Regions from separate parts of the Homo sapiens genome. Here region 2 is linked to region 1. Evidence: chromatin contacts called from ENCODE Hi-C or POLR2A ChIA-PET data. All regions are on one chromosome and are shown on one strand. Each heading gives the region's core, a stretch centred on a gene start or an enhancer-like site at or near the end of the contact. The rest is flanking DNA. Distances are from core to core; before and after follow the strand shown. Region 1 overlaps PRKCA (protein kinase C alpha). Region 2 overlaps PRKCA (protein kinase C alpha).

The links. A loop is a pair of places that touch in the nucleus more often than their neighbours do. ChIA-PET counts read pairs that join two places held with the same protein, here RNA polymerase II (POLR2A). Pooled maps may share reads with other maps.
Region 2: a pooled map shows a loop between it and region 1 (5-fold over the local background). The contact joins two enhancer-like sites. A Hi-C loop is called at or near these places in 7 of 50 pooled maps. POLR2A ChIA-PET finds 5 or more read pairs at or near these places in 2 of 52 experiments (H1 and common myeloid progenitor, CD34-positive).

What each region holds. Positions count from the first base shown.
Region 1 is chr17:66,464,762-66,469,177 of GRCh38, forward strand. All of the region lies in intron 2 of PRKCA (protein kinase C alpha), which reads left to right. Among named protein-coding and RNA genes, the nearest start is that of PRKCA-AS1, 50 kb to the left of the region's middle. RefSeq lists a silencer at 2,250-2,544. Within about 2 kb of position 2,395, at least 14 of the 41 ENCODE cell types and tissues checked have a DNase peak (open chromatin) inside an H3K27ac peak, as active enhancers do.
Region 2 is chr17:66,653,556-66,657,971 of GRCh38, forward strand. All of the region lies in intron 5 of PRKCA (protein kinase C alpha), which reads left to right. Among named protein-coding and RNA genes, the nearest start is that of MIR634, 130 kb to the right of the region's middle. RefSeq lists a silencer at 836-1,130. Within about 2 kb of position 2,547, at least 2 of the 41 ENCODE cell types and tissues checked have a DNase peak (open chromatin) inside an H3K27ac peak, as active enhancers do.

The sequences.
Region 1 (4,416 bases), core at 1,145-3,644:
TACTTCTTTATCAGATTTATTTTTTGCAATATTTTCTCCCAGCCTATAATATCTTCTGATTCTTTTGACAGTGTCTTTTGCAGAGCAGAAGTTTTTAATTATAATGAAATCCAGCTTACCAATTATTTTTTCATGGATTGCTCCTTTGGCCTTTGGTATTGTATCTAAAACGTTATTGCCAAACCCAAGGTCATCTAGATCTTTCTCCTTTGTTATTTTGTAGAGTTTTACAATTTTGTGTTTTGGTTTTTTTAATTAAATACAAAGGGATTGGTGGTTTTTGTTTCTTGGTAGAAACATAGTTTGTTTCTTTACCAGTGACATAAGCAATAACTTAAGTAAATAAATGAATGACTAGGAAACTCTTTGACTAGGCCAACCCCCATAGCCTTAATAACCACAACTTAACATTTGCAGAATAGGAAGGACTAATCCTTTAATTTATCTTTTATGTCTATCCAGAACTTTAGTCCTATGAGCTGTTTTGTAAACGAGATTTGTTTTGTGGGAAAGGGAATTTTGTTTCAAGACTTCCCTAAGAAACTGATAGCATCGGGTAATTCTTAAATTTGACTTATCATAATGGTATATCTGGAAGGAATTTGTCAACTGATATGTTATAATTATTTTTTAATTTTTTTTAATTTTTGAGATAGGTCTTACTCTCTTGCCCAGACTGGAGTGCAGTGGTGTGATCATGGTTCACAGCAGCCTCAAACTCCTGGGCTCAAGAGATCCTCCCACCTCAGTCTCCTGAGTAGCTGGGACTAAAGGCATGTGCCACCATGCCTGGCTAGTTAATTTTTTTTTTTTTTTAAGTAGAGATGAAGTCTTGCTGTGTTGTCCAAGCTGGTCTCACACTCCTGAGCTTGAGCAGTCCTCCCACCTTGGCCCCTCAAAAGTGTTGAGATTACAGAGGGGAGCCACTGTGCCTGGCCTGATATGTTTTAATTCTAACAGTAGATCTGCATAGAGAGAAAAGTTGGTATTATGAACAAAGGTAGCTTTAATTCGAAGAGACAACCATCCCCATTCCACAACCTCTTTCCACCCAAGCAAGGAAATTTATTGAGGCCAGTAACATTTTAAATGCTTTTTGGAGTTGTTTATTTGCATGTACTTTCTTTCTTATTGTGTAAGATTTGACTTTTTTTTTTAAAGGAGTTTCTTCACATGGATAACTCAGTTTGTATAGCCTAATGTAATCTCAGCAATAAGTCAAAAGCTGTTCTTCTGTAGGGCTATATAGTTCTCTGACATAGGAAATCATTCTTAGTTCCATTATATTGAGAAGAAACAGAGAAGCATTTTACATCCAAGTGCACCAGCAGCTGTTTTGTTACATAGCTGCTGTGTGCAGAGCCCAATACTGAGAATTTTAAGAAGTCACTGAAATATGTCGAAGCACGAGGATGGGTCTGGATCTCCTCACTCTAGACGCCTGTACCTTTTTTCTGTAGTCGGTGAATGAAATTTTGGAACATGAACTGCACGTGTGGAAAGAATTTGTGTGTGGGTGGAGGAAGCATCTAATGGGAACTGAGCTGGGGGAAGTAGAGCTTGGTCCCAGGTGTCCCAGCTGGAAGAGTTTGAAGCCAGACCCAGGGAGCCCTGCGTTTGAGGCCACCTGCACTGCTCACAAGCCACGGGCCTTGGGAAGCCCTTTCTGGGAACTTGCTTGTGGAGCTGAGATGGGGGTCAGAATTATTCTGCAAAGTGGTTCCCACTGAGCAACAAGTGACTTTCTCTTCCTCCACGTTTTCTTCTCCTTACCTCAAAATGGAAGAAACTTCTTGGCAAAATACCATTTAACATAATTTGGCCACACTGAACATTTAAAAATAATCAAAGATGGAGTCTGTGCTGTTAAGAATTGATAAGTATTCCACATAAAATCTAAACATCGTTCTTTTCTTTATTAAATTTTTGGTGTAATGCACAAAAACTTGAAACTTCAGCTTTTAATAAAATTGACTTTATTTCTAAAGAGAAGTGGGAATAACAGTGGTGCTAAGATTAGCAGTAAAAGCCTTTAACCTGCGAATTCCTTCACGCTGGGGTCAAAGAAGGGAAGTCCACGTGGATGTTTGACTTGTGACCTCTTCCTTCATTTAAAAAAAAAAAAGACTTAAATTACTCATGCCCTCAGTTTAAATTTGTGACTGGCATTTGAAACTATGGAATGATTCACTTTTCCTTGTAGCAAGAAAATTTGAAAATGAAAGCAAAATGATGCTCATATTCAAACTGAACCTACTATGAAAAGATGTTTGCTGATGGCTTCGTTGCCCTGCAAACACACACGACAGAGATGGCTGTTGTTCAACACATTATTTTCCTCTTCCTCTGAGCATCTTAGAGAGGGATGACTGTGCATGTTGCCTCATGCGCAGGAGGTGGTGTGCAAAGATCTTTTGGTTTGTATCGTGGCTTACAGGCTCTCATTTAGGCCATGGCATGGTACATTCCAATACCATGAGTGGTTAAATCTCAGGAATTCCAAAGTGTATGAACGGAGTGATGTCAGCTGTACTCTCATTTCATGCTATGTAGCCAGATGTCGTGTAGCTAACCTCAGCAGTTACTATACATAATGTGCTATAACTGGCTGATTTAAGGTAAACTGCCTCAGTTTCCTCATCTGTAAATGATGGCTTTTGACTAAATAATAGCTTAGTTTTCATTGTGAACAAAATGCTTGTTTAGCTGGGCAAACACATTTTTTTTTGCAGAAAAACAGCCCTATCACCAATAGTACCTGCTCTAGTGCTTTTAAAAATTAGAATGAAATTTTGTTTGTACATTTTTGTTTGTTTTTGACAGTCTCACTGTGTCACCCAGGCTGGAGTGCAGTGGCACCATCTTGGCTCACCACAGCCTCAAACTCCTGGGCTCAAGCGATCCTCCTGCTTCAACCTCCTGAGTAGCTGGGACCACAGGTGCATGCTAGTATGCCTAGCTAATTTTTTAATTTTTTGTGGAGATGGGGTCTCACTATGTTGCTCAGGCTTGTCTTGAACTTCTGGGCTCAAGCGATCCCCACGCCTTGGCCTTCCAAAGTGCTAGGATTACAGGTATGAGCCACTGCGTCTGGCCTTGGTTGTACTTAAAAAACAAAAACAAAAAATTAAAAAAAAAAACAACAGAAAACTTTTCATGGCTCCCAGGAGCATTTATATGACTAACAAGTTATCTTTCCTTGCTGATAGTTCCACTTTCCTCGTGTTTGACAGAAATGACTCTTAGTTTAGGAACTCCTCATTAGCTGTTTCCAGGAGCAGTGGGGTATCATTTTGATGCTTCTTTATTTCTTCTATGCAACTAAAATACAAAGTGAAGATACGATGTCTCTGAAATGATAAAGCTACATTTGTCAAAAAGCACATATTTTCCATTCGACATTTTGGCTTAAAGAAATGAAAACTACAGAATGACTTTTTCCTTTATCTGGGTCTGTGCTGTGTATTTACCTATTTAAAAAGATATACAGGTGAAAAATATTTTTTGAAATGAACTTGTCTGAATCAAGATGCACACTCTTGCAGCAACATCACAGGGTGTCTCTGTCACTGAGGACTCTGTCCTCATTTGTGTGGGCTGACTGGGTCGCTGGCTGTGGGAGGCACACATTTGCTATCTTGGTGCAGCAGTTTGTAGTCAGCTGACTGACTTGTTCCTGCACATGCATTTTTTTTCCTGGCAAGTCATAATTCATGTTTTTCCTAAGGTCCAACCCTATTATAACTGACAGATCCTATCTGGCTGAGAAACATGGGCACCCTTCTGTTTTTGCCTCTTGTTCCCAACATATTTGTATGCTTTTCAATAGGAAGCTGACCTGGAGTAAATGCCCAGGGTTGTCTGAGGTCTCTAAATGGAAGGTGTGGTCTGAAACCAGCTAACTATGGCAGCATTAGGGCAAGAGCGCACAGGTAAAGGACTTCTGAAGGAGGGTGGAGGGTGGGAAAGTGGGAGGGGCGAGAGCTAACATGAATGAAACTGAAGAGAAACAGAAGTTGTGGCTGGCATGCAGGAGAAACCCAGATTCCCATTCACCACTTCCTCTCACCTCCAGAAATTACCCATCATTCCTCTCTATTTTGCAATCCTCTCTATTTCCCCTGAAGGTTCTGCTTTGAATGCTGTCTTCCCAGCAGAAATGTTGAAGGGAAGTAGCTCAGCCCAGTTCCCTTCTGGGCCACCACTTTCAACTGTAGACTTTCTAGTCAGAGCCAAGAAGGCCATGGACTCTGAGAATGGCATTTAAAGTCTCTGCCGGGCTCCACTTAGTTCCCCTTCCCCTACAGATGCCTTATTCCCTCGAAATGCAAACGAGGCTCCATGGCCACAGTTTCCTTCCTCTTTCTGTCCACATTCCAGTCGTTCACCATCTCGAGAACACTGGGGCACCCTCCT
Region 2 (4,416 bases), core at 1,297-3,796, 190 kb after region 1:
ATGCCAGCCTAGGTGACAGAGCAAAACCCCATCTCCAAAAAAATAGTAGTTGTGGGCACAGTATTGGCAAAGCTGTTGCTTATTGTATAAATAAACATCAAGGAGTTGGGGAATGGCTGAGTGGGCCGTTTGCATTCTGCATCTCCCCTCCCCTTGGATACCACTCTCCTCGATCTGGGGGTTCCATGCCTACTTTAAAGACACCAGCTTCTATTTCCTGCAAGTTTCCAGCTCTTAAAAAAAAAAAAAAAAAACAAAACCAACAAGCTTTATGATGCTCACATATGAGAAACTACTTCCTTTAGTTTGTCTTTAAATACTGGTAGAGAAAAGTCCATAATAAGAGGGGTAACTGCTCTTCATGACAAAGCACACTTTATCTCCATGGCTTTGTAGAAGTTTCATGAATCCACTAACATCAGCTAATTCTGAAAGTGATAGGCATTGTTGCATTAATTTTCCCTGGGGAGAGGCACAGCAAGACTGGGTCCTCTCTTTTGTAGATGGAGAAGTAAGAATGAGTGGGGCGTTCAGTGTTCTTGCAGAGAGGATTGGTGGGTCCGTTTAGCTAGGAAGTGGTCGCACCATCTAGCCAGGGGACCCTTATTATCCAATGATCTCTATGTGCCTGGCATCTTGCAAATGGAAATGCTAACAAGATCCAGCCAGTCACAGCAGTAGCAGCTGCCTAGAAAGGGGACATGAAGGGCAAACCAGAGAAGCTCCGGGTGTTTCTTGAATGCTTAGATCCTGTGAGAAGAGAAACCGACACTGATTGAACACTTTTCGTGTACCAGGCCCCAACTGGATGCTTTCCTATGTATTTCATCCCAACCACCTTTTGGGAAAAATGCTATCATCATCACCAGCAGCAGCAGCAGCATCATTACCCTTTTGTAAGTGAGGAAACTGAGGCTTGTAGAGCTCCCGCAGCCTGCCCAGCTGCCTCTAGCACACACGCATGCCCTTCCCACTATTGTAAGCAGCTGACCGTTGGCTCTGGCTGAGGGAAGATCCTGTGATTACTCACAGCTGTTTCCCTTGAGTACAGACACAGCCTACACTGTTGCTTCAAGTGCTTGCAATTTCACATTTCTATCCTGCAATTAATTGTGGAGGCTACTCTGGGATGGCTCCGCAGCTCCTGTGATTACTGTTCTGTTGGCACCACTGGGGGTGAGGGTCTGTCCTCACTTCCGCAGACCCTGCATTTTCCAGGGTTTCCATAATGGCTGGAAATAAAAATGGCAGCAGGGAATCTGGGTGAAGTCTTCTGTGCTGGAAAATGAAGAATTAAAATGGGCAGAAGGATGGAAACAAGCCGCTACAGGACGTGTTTTGACAGCATGTGAGTTGCGTGGGCATGTGACTGGACCAGCCCTTTCTTGGCATCCGTCTGGCTTTTTCTTAGTGGCCCCAGTTCTTCCCCATTGGAGACTCATCCTGCTCTCACGTTCTCACAGTCTTCAAAGAAACCAAATCTAGCAGTCACCTGCCTTGAGTTCACTGGTGCTTAACATCCAGGCACATCCTTGGCACAAGAAAACAGGAAAGTGCGTCTTAGCTAAAACATACAGCGGTGTGCTTGTACCAGAAGAAAGCCTGCACATTATCCCATTCAAATGCGTATGCTTTTGGGTCATGACTGGCATGTGTTCAGTGGATTTATCTACTCTATCTTCTTCCTTGATTGGGCATTCCTAAACATCAGTGTCTTATGTCCACATGACCCCTTCTGTAGGCAGTACTTTGCCCATCTCCCCATATTTACCCCTTATGTCCCCTACACGTTTGCACTCAGATTTCCAAGCCATGAGCAGCTTCCCCACTGTGGCAGGCAACAGCCCACCAGTGTTTCTTCCCTCCTCACTTTTGCTTGTGCCATTTTCCCTGCTCCCCAGAGAACGTCTTTTTAACATTCAGCTGCAGTTACCTTTAGGAAGCCTCTCCTCACATTTTATGCCATGCCTGAAACCAACCACTTTCTCTCCATGCCCTTTATAACATGTATTATGAGATTTCACCTGTGTGTTTATTTACATGTTGATCTCCTTCCACTATGTCATAAGTCCTTTGAGGTCAGAGATAGTGTCTTATCTCCTGTACCCAGCCCAGTGCCTCAAATTTGTACCAAATGTGTGTCTGTTGAGCCGATGATGATGATGATGGAAGTACACAATACAGCATAGAAACTGACTCAGGCTTTTACTGCACTCCTCACCCCAAATCCAGGTGACTCTCCCCATTTTAGCCCTACATCTGGATCAAGTTAAAATGATCCTGTTTTAACCCAATTCATAAAGCCACATGGCTCTGGGATCCTTTAGAGAAACATCTATCAGCTAAGAAAAAGGTTGCATCTTCTCAGAGACACATGATTATTTACATTCCGACTGTGGTACCTCGTCCTGACTGATCTGTGGCTCATCTTAATGTCAGATATGTACAGACTTGCAGCATGCCATCCCACAGATTGTTATTCATGCTTGGTTCTCTGTGCGGGGACTCCAACAGAGCTTTTCACTCTGGGTGCTTAGTCACTAGATGTGCGTGGGAGGCAGCAAGATTGGAACAAGGGGCAAAGAGTTGCCAGTGTCATTTCCTTCATGCAGCATTTGTCTTTGTTGTAAAGCACCCTGGTATCCATGCTCATGGTGACATAGTTTCTCTTTCTCCTGCTTAAGATACCCCAAGTCCCCAGATTCTTTATAGGGTCATCAGTCATCTGTCGTCTTTGACTTCAGTGACTGCTGCCAGGAGGAAGCACTCTTAAAGATAGGCTTTGAATGCTTACATCCCTGGAAGAGGAGAAGCAAATTATTTCTGGGGCCTCTTTCAAGATTACCCCATTAGCATACAGAGACATTGATATTGACTGAGCAGGTCATTCTTGTGCAGGATTTTAATTGCTTCTAATTATAGGATTATCATTTAAGCACAAGATTAATTGCTGTGAAATTATTGCAAGGAACTTTATCTTCTGGAAAGTAAATGTGTTAGCCAAGTGAGAAATCTCTTAGAAGCTTGCAAATGATGTCTTTTCAATCACTTTCCATTGAAACTTTCTTCTAATGCTTGGGGAATGAGAGAGAGATCTTGGGGGATCAGGAGGGAAGACGAAATAAATAACAGATAAATGCTCCTTTTGTTTCCCGGTTCTCCATCAAAAGGGTGGAAAACTTGAAGTGTTTGGGAATGGTTATGTTCACCAATGGAAATGTCCTAAAATAAATGCAGAAATTTTTTTCCTCTCTTGATCCATGTCATCTTCAACGGTGGGTGGGTAGGAATGGCTCAGTAGGAAGCTAGAATAGGCAGGTGCTGTCCTATGGTCCTTTTCAACACCAAGCTGCTCTGATATCTTAGCAAAAAATATGTATATATATATTTTCAGATGTGTTGTAAAGGAATCTCCCATTAACATGTATACACCTGCTCTGATTATTGGCATCAAAATGGTACAGAGAAACATCAGACTATGTGCATCTTAGCTTGTAGGCGTTTCCAATTGGAAAGATTCAGATTTCCTGAGAAAATATGAGATAAGTTAGCTCCTGAGCTTGTTCTAAAATATCCCCATTTGAATAGGGGGCCATGGCCACCCACTGGAAGCTCTGCACAGAGCATCCCCATGAGGGACTTTTTATACTGAGAATGGTAGCTGCCTTTACATGCATTTTCCTTTTTAATTAATGCAAGGTTTGTGGTTAATTAAAGATAGTCAGGGTCCCTTTTCAAACCAAAGCAGGCACTTTTTCCTAGAATAAAGAAGAGAGAATAGAAGCAAGGCAAACTTCCTATAAAAGTTTTTGCAGTGGGGGTGGTGAATTTGGGGAATGTGGCCTGAAGGAAGTGTTGTTTCATCAACTTCGACTCACTTGAGGTAGGGAATGTAATCAAAAGAGACACCTTCCTCACTGAACACCCAGCAGGGACATGGCTCTTTTTCTGGGAAATGCCGCACTGACCTCCCTTTCTCTTTGTTAAGTCACTCAGCTGGGAGTGGGGGTACAGTGCAGGAGAGACACATTTCTCTGGGATATATTGCTGCTGTCATCTTATGGCCCGCACAGGTGGAAGAACTCTCGTGGAAGAACTCTCACAGGTGAACATCTGCCCAAAAGAGCAAGTGTATGTGCAGTGAATGTTAGAAATAGCACCAGAGCCCTCCTTACTCTTTACTAATACCCAACCTCTCTGAAAGACCCTGAAGTCTGTTTCAATCCCTCCCACCCCAATATGGCAGGGACTCTGTTATCCTTAAAACTTCTGGCTTCTGAAGGATGCTAGTATATATTTGAAAAACAAAAAAATCCCAGCATACTTTACATGACCAACACTCCATAAAGAAAGAATACAGCAGGCTTGTGTTTATAAAATAATAGAAGTGACTTGCATTTAGAGGATACTATGGTG